Linked DNA regions of Homo sapiens: region 2 is linked to region 1. Evidence: chromatin contacts called from ENCODE Hi-C or POLR2A ChIA-PET data. All regions are on one chromosome and are shown on one strand. Each heading gives the region's core, a stretch centred on a gene start or an enhancer-like site at or near the end of the contact. The rest is flanking DNA. Distances are from core to core; before and after follow the strand shown. Region 1 holds the start of TLK1 (tousled like kinase 1). Region 2 holds the start of DLX2-DT (DLX2 divergent transcript).

Region 1 (6,010 bases), core at 2,485-4,984:
TATAAAAAGAAATACATGATTTGTTTTACAAAATTTGGAAAAGCATACATAAAGAAATAATAACTATGTGATCTCACAGCCCAAGGCTAGTTATTATTAACTTTTTGGGGCACATCCTTCCAGTTTTTTTTCTTTTTAAGAGATGGGGTCTCATCATGTCGCCCAGGCTAGTCTTGAACTCTTGTGTTCAAGTGATCCTCCCACCTTGGCCTCCTGAGTACTTCCAGTGTTTTTGATGCATACTTAGGAATAAATCCAGATCATATCCATTTTTTCACTTACTATAGTGTGAAAATGTTATCTTCTCTGGTATTCTTTGAAGACATGATTTTAAATAATGGCATGACATTCCATTTTCAGGCTAAGCTGCAGTTTGTTTAAATAACTCCCCATTGCCAGTAAAAGCCTTTTTTTTAAAGGTTGGTGAGTGCTGTCTTATCAAAAACCACATGAAGACAGGAATCAAACATTTAATTGTCCTTCTAAGGAAGTATCCACAACAAAAATATAACTAAAGTAAGTTGATCATGTATATGCTGTAATCCTCTAGTTATCATTAAAAATAAACATAGCCAATCTGCATTAAATATAACATGAGTTAGGGTGGACGTGGTGGCTCATGCCTGTAACCCTAGCACTTTAAGAGGCCAAGGCAGGTGTACTGCCTGAGCTCAGGAGTTTGAGACCACCCTGGGCAACATGGTGAAACCCCATCTCTACTAAAATACAAAAAATTAGCCGGGCATTGTGATAGGCATCTGCAGTCCCAGCTACTCAGGAGGCTGAGGCATGAGACTTCCTTGAATCTGGGAAGCAGAGGTTGCAGTGAGCCAAGATTGCACCACTGCACTCCAGCCTGGGTGACAATTAAAAAAAAAAAAAGTACTATGAATTGGCATAAGGATAACTTAAAAACTTGAAGCTCTGGAGAAGGTTGGGAGAAAGATAACCTACCATCATCAAACCTTTTTGGTTGGGCTTTGTTTACCATTTTTGAGAGGAACTGAGCTCTGTACAGTCTCAGAATTGGTAGGAGCTTTAAAAATCACTCAGTGACTCTAACCTCTTTCTCGTAGATGAGGAAATTGAATCAAGTTACCTGCTGAGACTAATACTCAGGTCTCTTAACTTCCTTCCTGTCCCATGTTCTTTTCACCGCAATCTGCTGACTAAGCTTACTCTTAAAAATACAGAAAGAGCATACATTTATCAACATGTCATTACAGAAACTCTGTTCCTCTTATAGTGCATGTATTTAGGTATAAAAATCGAATGGCAAGATCCTGGGTATGTATCCAAGGGAAAGGAAAGCCTATGTCCACAGAAAGACTTGTACATGAATGTTCTTAGCAGCATTATTCGTAACAGCCAAAAAGTGAAAACAATGCAAATGTCCATCAATAGTTTAATGGATAAACAAGTGTGGTACACTCATTCAGTGTAATACTACTTAAAAATAAAAACAAACTATTGATAATGCAACAATGTGGACGAATCTCTCAAAAAAATAATGTCGAGTGAAAGAAGCCAGACAAGGCCTGGCACGGTGGCTCAGGCCTGTAATCCCAGCACTTTGGGAGGCCAAGGTGGGCGGATCACCTGAGGTCAGGAGATTGAGACCAGCCTGGCCAACATGGTGAAACCCCATCTCTACTAAAAATACAAAGTTAGCTGGATGTAGTGGCACGTGCCTGTAATTCCAGCTACTCAGGAGGTTGAGGCAGGAGAATCATTTGAACCCGGGAGGCGGAGGCTGCAGTGAGCCGAGATGGCACTCCAGCCTGGGCAAAACAGAGTAAGACTCTGTCTCAAAAACAAAAAACAAAAAACAAAACCAAAGCCAGACAAGAGTACAAATTGACTGTATGGCCTGCATTTATCTAAAATTCTATGAAATGGAAAGCTACCCATATGACAGAAAGATCTGTGGTTGGAGAGAATGGAAGTAGTGTGGAGGAGGAACCACAAAGAGGAAACTTTGGAGGGTGATAGATACATTCACCATCTTCCTTGTAGAAGTGGTTTCAGGGAGGTATACACATCAAAACTTATCAAATTGTACACTTTATTTTTATTTTTTTGAGACAGAGTCTAGGAGTCTCGCTCTGTCGCCCAGGCTGGAGTGCAACGTTGCGATCTAGGCTTACCGCAACTTCTGCCTCCCGGGTTCAAGCGATTCTCCTGCCTCAGCCTCCCGAGTAGCTGGGACTTCAGGCGCGTGCCGCTACACCCGGCTAATTTTTGTATTTTAAGTAGAGATGGGGTTTCACCATGTTGGCCAGGCTGGTCTCAAACTCCTGACCTCGTGATCCGCCCACCTCGGCCTCCCAAAGTGCTGGGGTTACAGGCGTGAGCCACCGCACCTGGCCAATAATTGTACACTTTAAATATGTGCAGTTTATTTTGTCAATTATACCTCAATAAAGTTGTTTGTGAGATGTCCCTCTTAAGTTTGAAAAGCAGACAAGACTAAAAACTCACTGAAGTATCTAAAGCACAAGGCAACTACAATTACTTCTGGAGATAACTGACAATCAAGGTTCTTTTCTAGTATGATAGTTTATCTGAACAAAACATTACTATGAGAAATGCGAAGTCATAAAAATAAAAAATAGAAACGACATTTTTGTCCCCCTGGTAATCATGCCATTTCCTCTTGTCTGTGCAGTAGCGCTATATCATAATCTTTTTAGTGCTCTATTCAATTTGGTTTTCTAAAGAGAGAAATAACCTTGTTGTACTTTTCCTGAACTAGAGTGCTCTTTTATGTACAAGAAGCCCAATCCCTGGTGTGAGTATACTTGTGTGGGTCTGTAGAAAGCTACACTCTATCTATAAATTTTAGCAAATGCTGTTATTTATTTTGGGATTTTTGTAGTCGGGACTCAGCGGAGACACTAGAAACAAATTATAAGTTTCTAGAAACCATACCTTCTGCAAGATGAACGCTGTATAGTTTTCCTAAATATGTGATTCAGTAATCACATTTTTCATTTAGATTTTCCACTTACTGTTTTAAAACAAAGAATTGCTATACCATACAGTCTACAAAACTGGTAATTTTCAATTTCCTCATTAAAGATTCTTCACTCTTTTTTAGAAAACACGAGAAAGTTTTATTTCCCAACTCTCCCACTACCCATGTTTATTTTCATAGCTCTTTTATTCGGTCATTATTCCCATTCTGCAGACGGGGAGGCGCACATACGTTTTTCTGCACAGTACAGAGGGGCAAGAAAGAAGGAACTCTCAACTTTTCAGTTCCATTTTGAGAAACGATCACATTGAACTCCCGAGAAGCGGCAGCTGAGCGAGAGCAGCAGCATTTCTCCCCGTGTTGGGTGTGGGTCAGGAGAGAGGCGCGCTTCCGCGGGAGACAGGGGGAGTCAGGTGGCAGCGGCGCTGGAGCCCGAGCGGCGCGGCGGGGGCGCGCCTCCCTCCGGCCGGCGCGGGGACGCTGCCCCCGCGCACGCGAGTCCGGCAACCCCGGGCTCCCGCGCCGCGCGGCGATCCGCGGGTGCGGCAGGGGCGCCCCGGCGCTCTAGTCTCTTCCCTCGCGCGCTCGCTCCTTCCCCATGCCCCCACCCCCCAGCCCCTGGCAGGTCCCTCCCCCAAGCCTGCTCCCGCGGCCGCCGCTGCCGCCGCCGCCGCCGCCGCCGCTACCGGAGGCGCAGGAGCCTCGCGATAGTGTTTGCACAGGCGGCGCGTGACGCCGCCGCCGCCTGTAACTGATGCAGAGGTTACCCCACCGCCTCAGCCGCCACCCACAGCCCGCCGCCGCCGCCTCCCGGGCGACGCCGGGGGCCGACGCACTGCAGAGGTGCCGGCAGGTTCCGCCCGCGGAAGTGTCCTCGGCCGGCGCAGCCCGCGCTCCGCCCGCGCTCCGACCCCGGCCCGGCTGGCACCCCCTCGACGCCTCCGCCGCCGCGCTCCTTTCCTCCTCCTCTCCTCTGGCGCGCCCGCTCGCTCCCTCGCTTCTCCCCCTTTCCCTCCTCCCTGTCCCCTCTCCTTCCCTCACCTCTTTCCTCCCCACCTCCCCTCTTCTCGGTTTCCTCCCCCATCCCCTTGACTCTCCCCTCCCAGCCCTCGCTCTCTCGCTCGCCCTCAGCGCGGCCCCCGCCATGACGGAGGCGGGTGCCGGTGCCGTTGCCGCCGCTGCCGTCGCAGGGGGGGAGTCGGGTTCCCAGAAAGTAGCTTGATGAGTGTCCAAAGTAGCAGTGGAAGTTTGGAGGGGCCGCCATCTTGGTCCCAGCTCTCCACGTCTCCAACCCCGGGCTCGGCGGCGGCGGCCAGGTCCCTGCTGAATCACACGCCGCCATCCGGGAGGCCCAGGGAAGGTAAGCACCGCCGCGCCCGCGCCCGCTCGCGGGCCTCCTCTCCCGCGCCGCGGACCCCCGCGCCCCCCCCCCGCCCCCCCCGCCCCGGGGCTTCTCCGCCAGACCCTGGGGTGGGGGATGGTGGCGAGGTGGACGCGAGGCCGCCCGGCTCCCCGGCTCTGGGGAGGTAGTGCCCTGGCTGTGGATGGTGGTTCGCGGGTGGCGGAGGAGACGGACGAGGGGGTGCGCGCTGGTGGGGACGGGGCGAGGCGCATAGACTCGCCTGGGGTTCCTGGGAGCCAGTCCTGCGAGGGTGGGAAGCCTCCCCCCAGACGCGAGCCCCTTTCTGCTCCATTTGCCAGTACACTCAGTACTCTTAACCTCCTGGCCTCCGGTCTCTGGTGGGTTTTCCCTCCCGCTGGAGCCTTCGTCCTCGAGCCCCCTCCCCTTCTCCCGCGCACTCCTCCCATAGAGGCGGTCCCCACTTTGCGAGCTTTGCTGCCCGGGACCTGGAGGATGCCCCTCGCTTGCTGGGTTTCTCCTTTGGGGAGAGACGCTGAAATTATCTGGGCAGACTTTGATCCCCTGTGTGGCCCCCTAGAGCAATTTAAACGACAGACTGACTCGTGGGCAGGCTTTTAAAACCGCCCCTCCAGATGGTTGCAACTTTCTCTCCTTCGCCGTTGCTTCCTGCGTGTTTGTGCGTTATATTCTCTGCTGCAAGTAGGCTACTGTTCTTCTGTGACAGGGTCGTGGGTTTTGTGGGAAATATCTGCGTAAAGGTTATTGCAAACACGCACCAAATCGGTTACAATTGTTTTCTAAGTTTTCTGGCTTCTTGCAAGCAAGTGGGCTGCCACCAGATGTAGCAGTTACACAGCTTGTAAGGCACCGGCGTGCTTTTGACTAAAATTTCAACTTGCTGTATCTAAGTATACAACATAAAATGAAATTTGGGAGAAAACACATTTATGGGGAATGAATAAATGTGCATGGAATGTCTTTTAACGCTCTTTAGTCTGGAAAAAGCTTAGCGGTATTCATCCGCAATTGGTAGACGGGCTGTTCACTCCTAGTTGTCGCACACGAGGAGATAGGCACATTTTCAAATGTCTGGAAGTTCAACCGTCTAGTGAATGTTTTAAAGAAATCAAGAGCTTCGATTTATGTAGGAATCGGTGCGAGTACTTTATTTTGAAAATATCTGTCGATATTTGCTAGTCAGAGCCTTGACAAGTGTTAATCAAGTGTTTTGTGCCCTGAATCCAGTGGTTCAGGCATAGCATTCTTTGTCATTTTGTTCCTGTGAGCATGTGTGAAAGTGACAATAGGCTTAAAGATTGGCATGAATATGCTCTAGAAAATTCACGGAAAGCTTTGATTTATGGGATCCATTAAACATGCGGAATACATTGACAGACGTTTCCCCCTTTCATCTTATCCCAACGCTGAGCTTTCATTGTTAGAATATAGAAGTTTATTTATTAAATGACTAGAAATTTAGTATATCTGGTGATTCTTTTGCACTTGAAAATTTTTAAATGAACGGTTTAAAATGTATTTCATAGAGAAGTTGATGCTTGCTTTTAGCATGCTTTTACTTTTGTTTGTAGTTTCATTAAGATGTTTAATGTTAGTGTTATGAGTTTAAAAAGACCATTTTATTGTTTCTTGTTTAAGGCTATATCATCATT
Region 2 (5,753 bases), core at 88-2,587, 940 kb before region 1:
GGCGCATTACCTATCTCATTATTTCTCTGTGTGAATGCTGGAGTTTTAATTACACACTTGCTTTTTATGGGGAAGAAGACCAAAGATCATATTTTTGAAGGTATCAACTTGTTTTCTATCAGACAGTTGTTTTAACAAGTTCTTTCAGCGACATGTTATGTCTTTAGGAAAGGGTGCTTCAGATGGTGCGCACTAGCACAATTTTGTGGCTTTTAATTACTATTTTGTTCTTTTGGGGGGTTTCAGAGGCTGGCGCCTGGGCGTGATTAGACCGTCTACCCCGCCCCCCGCAACCTCGCACACTGCCCACCAGGTGGCGCCACAAAGCAAGCGCTGCCGCAGGAACTTCGGACTTGGGAGTCCAGCAAGTCGTGCAGTCCATCACCGTCGGGCCAAGGTTTCCAACTACAAGGTTATAGAGACAGAGGAAGTCACCATTTCCGATTTTTTAAAAAACAGAGGGAAAAGAAAAAAATTGCAATGATAGGGTAGAACAGGGTCCTAAAATGCAAAACTGTAAAACAGGATTAAATTCAACAAACCAGATAAAACTTTTTATATTTGTTGTAAATTTACAGAGAAGTGATAAATCTAGTATCTACTTGATAAATCTATAATCTCACCTATTATCCTATTTCCTTTTTCGCAAGAGCATCGAATTTTCAAGGACAACTGGTGAACCTTTCCACCCGAAGGAGGAAGTCCTCGGGATGGCTTTCAGGGTGTCATTTACTTATCAAACGTATATAATTACTCAGAGTCTCGCGTGTCGGGAAAGTACCAGGGAAAGTGGTTTCAAATATACTATTAGCAATAATACCTTTAAGTTTATGTAGCTTCTCTTTGAAGCAACAAGGAAAACCCGTTTCAATATTATATGATTAATTGTCCTAATATCCCTGCGGATTGGTTAAGAAGCGAGCATTACACGTGGTTTGTGGATAATTAAATCAATTGATTATGTCAAGTGCCGAGTGGCTAACAAGAATAAATGCCAGACACTTCGAGGAAAAGTGAAGATAGAGCTGGCTGGACTCTGGGCACCGATGTACTTTAATGTGTTTGAAAACTGACCTCGGACATGAAAGTACGAATCACTGGAACTGGCACTTGCTCACAGAATGGGAGAGGGGACCCCACTTCTTCCTCTGAGGCAAAACGCCAGTCTGTCTCCACGCCTTCTGTCTTCCTGCTGCGGGCCACCCTGACTCCTCGCTACCTCGACCCCTCGCCTCGCTGCTCACATTCGGCGGCAGTCTGTTTGCACCTGGGGCCGCTGCAGCCGCAGCCGCAGCCACAGCGCCCACCATGTGACGCCCGCCCCTTGGCCGGGCGTTCCCGGAGCTCCGCGGCCGTTTGCTTCTGATTGGCTGTTGCTAGGTGACGTCGCCAGCGCTCACGTGACGAGTGTTAAATGCCCACACTTCAGGAGCCCGCCTGGCAGACAATCGTAAAGCCGCTCGGGGCCGCTCACCTGCTCCCGCCTCCCAGAGCCCCGACCCGGCCCAGCCACCCCTGCCCCCTCCACTGCCCGCCCCCCGCCAGAGCCCGCGCTCGCGCTGGGCAAGGAGCCGAGCGGGCCCAGAGGCCGAAAGAGGATGCGACCAGAGGCAGCTGTCCCGAGCAGCGCACGGTGATCGCCTCCCCCGGAGGAGGAGGCGCCTAGACGGTTGCCTCCTTTCTTGTTTCCCCACCACCACCCCCGTAATTACATTGGCTGCTGGAGGGGACCGGGAGAGACAGAGGAGGCGCCTGGCTTCCCCCGCACGCCCGCCACCTCTGCTCTTTCCCGTCTCGGGCCAGGATGACTGGAGTCTTTGACAGTCTAGTGGCTGATATGCACTCGACCCAGATCGCCGCCTCCAGCACGTACCACCAGCACCAGCAGCCCCCGAGCGGCGGCGGCGCCGGCCCGGGTGGCAACAGCAGCAGCAGCAGCAGCCTCCACAAGCCCCAGGAGTCGCCCACCCTTCCGGTGTCCACCGCCACCGACAGCAGCTACTACACCAACCAGCAGCACCCGGCGGGCGGCGGCGGCGGCGGGGGCTCGCCCTACGCGCACATGGGTTCCTACCAGTACCAAGCCAGCGGCCTCAACAACGTCCCTTACTCCGCCAAGAGCAGCTATGACCTGGGCTACACCGCCGCCTACACCTCCTACGCTCCCTATGGAACCAGTTCGTCCCCAGCCAACAACGAGCCTGGTATGCATAACGCTGAAGTCAAGAGTGCCGAGTCGGTCTAGTTAATGGGATGGATGGGTAAACGTGTTTGGGGCGGGGGGCCTTCGAAAGCTCTGGATTTTCACGCTGCCTGCTCACCGCCCGCTTGTGCCCTTTACCCTCCCCAGCCTCCAATCTGCCGCAGGTCGCCGGTTACGTCCCTCTCTCCTTTGGTAGGACCTGGTGGCCTCAAGAGCCAAGTGGGCGTGCTCTGCCTGCCTCATAAGGGCATCTCCTTGCCACCAGCTTCTTTCTCTTGGGTGTGCACTTGTCTCCCCCTTCCCTGGAGGGTACAGCTCCCGGGGTCGGTGGCGGCTCCGATCGCACGCTGCGAAGTTGCGCCTGCCCGTGGCGCCACAGTTCAGTGCACCCACCTCTTTGCTCAAGCCAAGTCCCCCCCGCCGGGCCCTCTAGGAGGGCGGGAACTCCAGGACCCCTGGGTTGCGCTGTTCTTACGATTCTTTATCGTTGCAGAGAAGGAGGACCTTGAGCCTGAAATTCGGATAGTGAACGGGAAGCCAAAGAAAGTCCGGAAACCCCGCACCATCTACTCCAGTTTCCAGCTGGCGGCTCTTCAGCGGCGTTTCCAAAAGACTCAATACTTGGCCTTGCCGGAGCGAGCCGAGCTGGCGGCCTCTCTGGGCCTCACCCAGACTCAGGTGGGGCTCGCGCCCTGCAGGGGCGAGGAGAGCGCGGGCCTGAGATGGCTGGGAAGCAGGCGGGTTTAGGACAATGCTTTTTAAAGTTCATTTTAAGTACTTTTAAGGATTTCCAGGCCTGCGCCTCGAGCGGCCCTAAGTAAGCTTCTAGGCCCAAAGCTGGAAACCCCCAAGGGGCCGCCGTGGGAGGGAAGGAAAGGGACCGGGTGGACAGAAATCCCGTACCTCTCGCTACTGATTAAGCGGGTGAAATAACTGGCCCTCCTCACCCTCCCGCTGTCACCATCATCACAGTGCACGTACACCAGCAGTCCTGGCCTTTTGGCAATTACCTCCCCAGGGAGCAGGAACCGGCAGAGCCTCGAAGGCCGCCGCCCGTGATCCTCTTATCTCCCCAGGGCGCTCGCTGCCCACCGCTAGCCAGCGGTTTTTCTCTGCCTTCTTTTTTCTCCTCTTCGAACCCCTACTGCCCCAAGACTAGGTTCCTCCACTAATGCTCAGGTCTTTTTCCTCAAAGGTCAAAATCTGGTTCCAGAACCGCCGGTCCAAGTTCAAGAAGATGTGGAAAAGTGGTGAGATCCCCTCGGAGCAGCACCCTGGGGCCAGCGCTTCTCCACCTTGTGCTTCGCCGCCAGTCTCAGCGCCGGCCTCCTGGGACTTTGGTGTGCCGCAGCGGATGGCGGGCGGCGGTGGTCCGGGCAGTGGCGGCAGCGGCGCCGGCAGCTCGGGCTCCAGCCCGAGCAGCGCGGCCTCGGCTTTTCTGGGCAACTACCCCTGGTACCACCAGACCTCGGGATCCGCCTCACACCTGCAGGCCACGGCGCCGCTGCTGCACCCCACTCAGACCCCGCAGCCGCATCACCACCACCACCATCACGGCGGCGGGGGCGCCCCGGTGAGCGCGGGGACGATTTTCTAACCCCAGGGAGAACTCGCCAGAGACTGAGAGCAGAGACCACTTATCCTCATTGCTTACCCCGAGCCGGGGTTCCCTCCTCCCGGCCCGCTGCCGCCACCCACCTCTCCTGCAGGCTGCGACCTGCAGTGGCCCGTCTCAGGCCCTGCTCACTCCCGGGGCCACCAAACGGGCCCCTCTCTCGGGGGAACCGGACAGCAGCTTGGCAAAGGCCTCCCTAAAAGGCCGCATTTCTGACCTGAGCCCCGGGTCTCGGCTGTTTCGAGCCCCGCCTCGGACTTGCCTTCCCTCCCCTCCGGGTGAGCCTGTCTGGCGCCTTCCTCGCCCCGGGCTGAGAGCTGGGTCCCGGGAGATGGAAGCCTCCCAGGCGCGCGAGGCTTCCCGGGCGCTCTGAGGCTTCTTTCTCCTCGCCCGCTCCCCTGGGCTCAGCTCGGACGCTGCAGTTATTGACCTCCCGGTCCCGCCTGCCCGCCCTCCCCCACGTGGCCCCTTGACCCGGGCGGCCCCGCCGCTTCTTTCCTTCCTGCAGTTCCCAGCCCTCGGAGCCCCCATCCCTTATCTTACCCCCACCGCGCTCCCCCAGGAGCGCTCCCTCAGCTCTCTCCTCATCCATCACCAGTGGAGTTTTTTTATTTGTTATTTTTTTAAAAGTTTAGGTGCCTTTGCGGATGACCTCATTTTGACGTTGAAAAAATGATTTTTTAATATGTGAACACTGCAAAAATGTGTTTAAATTATCTTTTTTAAAACCTATTCAGGATTATTAGCCTGGACTTGGACACAGAGTTTGTAAATAAAGGTGTCTGTGCAGATTTTCCCACTGATTTATTTGTATAAAAATACTCATCTTTTCAGACTTTTTTGTAAACCCCCAGTTGTGAAAACTGCAGTTTAGCAGTGACCTCAGCAACCCCTCCTTTTTATTTTTTCCTTTAAAAACATTTCAGTTAAATTAAGCTACTGATTTGGATTTGTTTTATCGTATCCTAAAGTCTTTGTTGTTGAAATGAAAGGTATTTTGGGGTTATTTATTATGAAAACAACATGCTCTTAATGTTGATTTTACAATATGAAGAGATTATTTAAATAAATTATTGTTTTCATTGGATGTGTGCGCTTTTTTCTTGGTGCCAGGGTCCGGTCAGTCACGTGCTCAGAGCTCAAGCCGCTGCCCAGGCCGGGAAGCCAGCCGGCCGAGAGCTACGTTTACATCTTTCCGAGGCTGCGACACCGCGAGGTGCGGCAAGGAGAGGACAGGCGCGCTGGGCGTGGGGCCGCACCGGGGGTTTCACGCCCCGCCCCCTCCCGAGTCCCCGCGAGGGATTCTCCGGCCGGCGGCGGGGTGACTCACTCAGCGCGGAGCGGCTCCAGCCTCCGCCTGCCCTGCCCCTCCGGCGCCGGCGCCACCGCCCCCGCGCCCGCCTAGATGGCCAGGCTCGGCACCCCAGCCGCCGCGGGGGACCTCCTGTCAGGGACCTGAGCTCTGCAGCAGCCTGAGGGTCGGAACCCTACTTTGAACCTTCCCCTCCGTTTGTCCCACCGCCCTTCGGGACTGAACTGAGAGCTCTGTGAGTCACCCTCGGGAGGCATGGCTGGCTGCTCTGGAATGCAAGCCGACCCCAACGACACGGGGCCGTGCTCGAGCGCGCGCAAACACACAATCACACACTGAGCACACTGTCACAGGCCCATCTATACTAGCACACACTCACCCATACTGATACACACTCTCACAGTCACACTCATGCTCAAATATTCTCAGGCGCACACACAATGACACACACTCGAACACCGTCACATCACACACTCATACTCCATCACACTCTTACAACACTGACACACGAAGTCATGCACACTCGCATTCATACCCTTACACACTGATAGACAAACTCACATATGCACACTCATGTATACTTACTCACAGACTTATATACACTGGTATGAGAGTGGCATCTT

Evidence for each region. A loop is a pair of places that touch in the nucleus more often than their neighbours do. ChIA-PET counts read pairs that join two places held with the same protein, here RNA polymerase II (POLR2A). Pooled maps may share reads with other maps.
Region 2: a pooled map shows a loop between it and region 1 (4-fold over the local background). The contact joins the promoter of DLX2-DT here to the promoter of TLK1 in region 1. A Hi-C loop is called at or near these places in 8 of 50 pooled maps. POLR2A ChIA-PET finds 5 or more read pairs at or near these places in 2 of 52 experiments (H1 and activated CD4-positive, alpha-beta T cell).

Annotation. Positions count from the first base shown.
Region 1 is chr2:171,158,617-171,164,626 of GRCh38, reverse strand. TLK1 (tousled like kinase 1) reads left to right here and starts at 3,734. Exons shown (of 21, transcript NM_012290.5): 1 at 3,734-4,337. The coding sequence starts at 4,199. RefSeq lists silencers at 3,144-3,203, 3,334-4,053, 4,324-4,563 and an enhancer at 3,918-4,562.
Region 2 is chr2:172,098,590-172,104,342 of GRCh38, reverse strand. It overlaps DLX2-DT (DLX2 divergent transcript), which reads right to left and starts at 1,337. Exons shown (of 5, transcript NR_126376.1): 1 at 1,075-1,337; 2 at 311-405. It overlaps DLX2 (distal-less homeobox 2), which reads left to right and starts at 1,443. Exons shown (of 3, transcript NM_004405.4): 1 at 1,443-2,204; 2 at 2,697-2,881; 3 at 3,399-4,905. The coding sequence starts at 1,805. The coding sequence ends at 3,800. RefSeq lists silencers at 1,442-1,641, 5,001-5,230.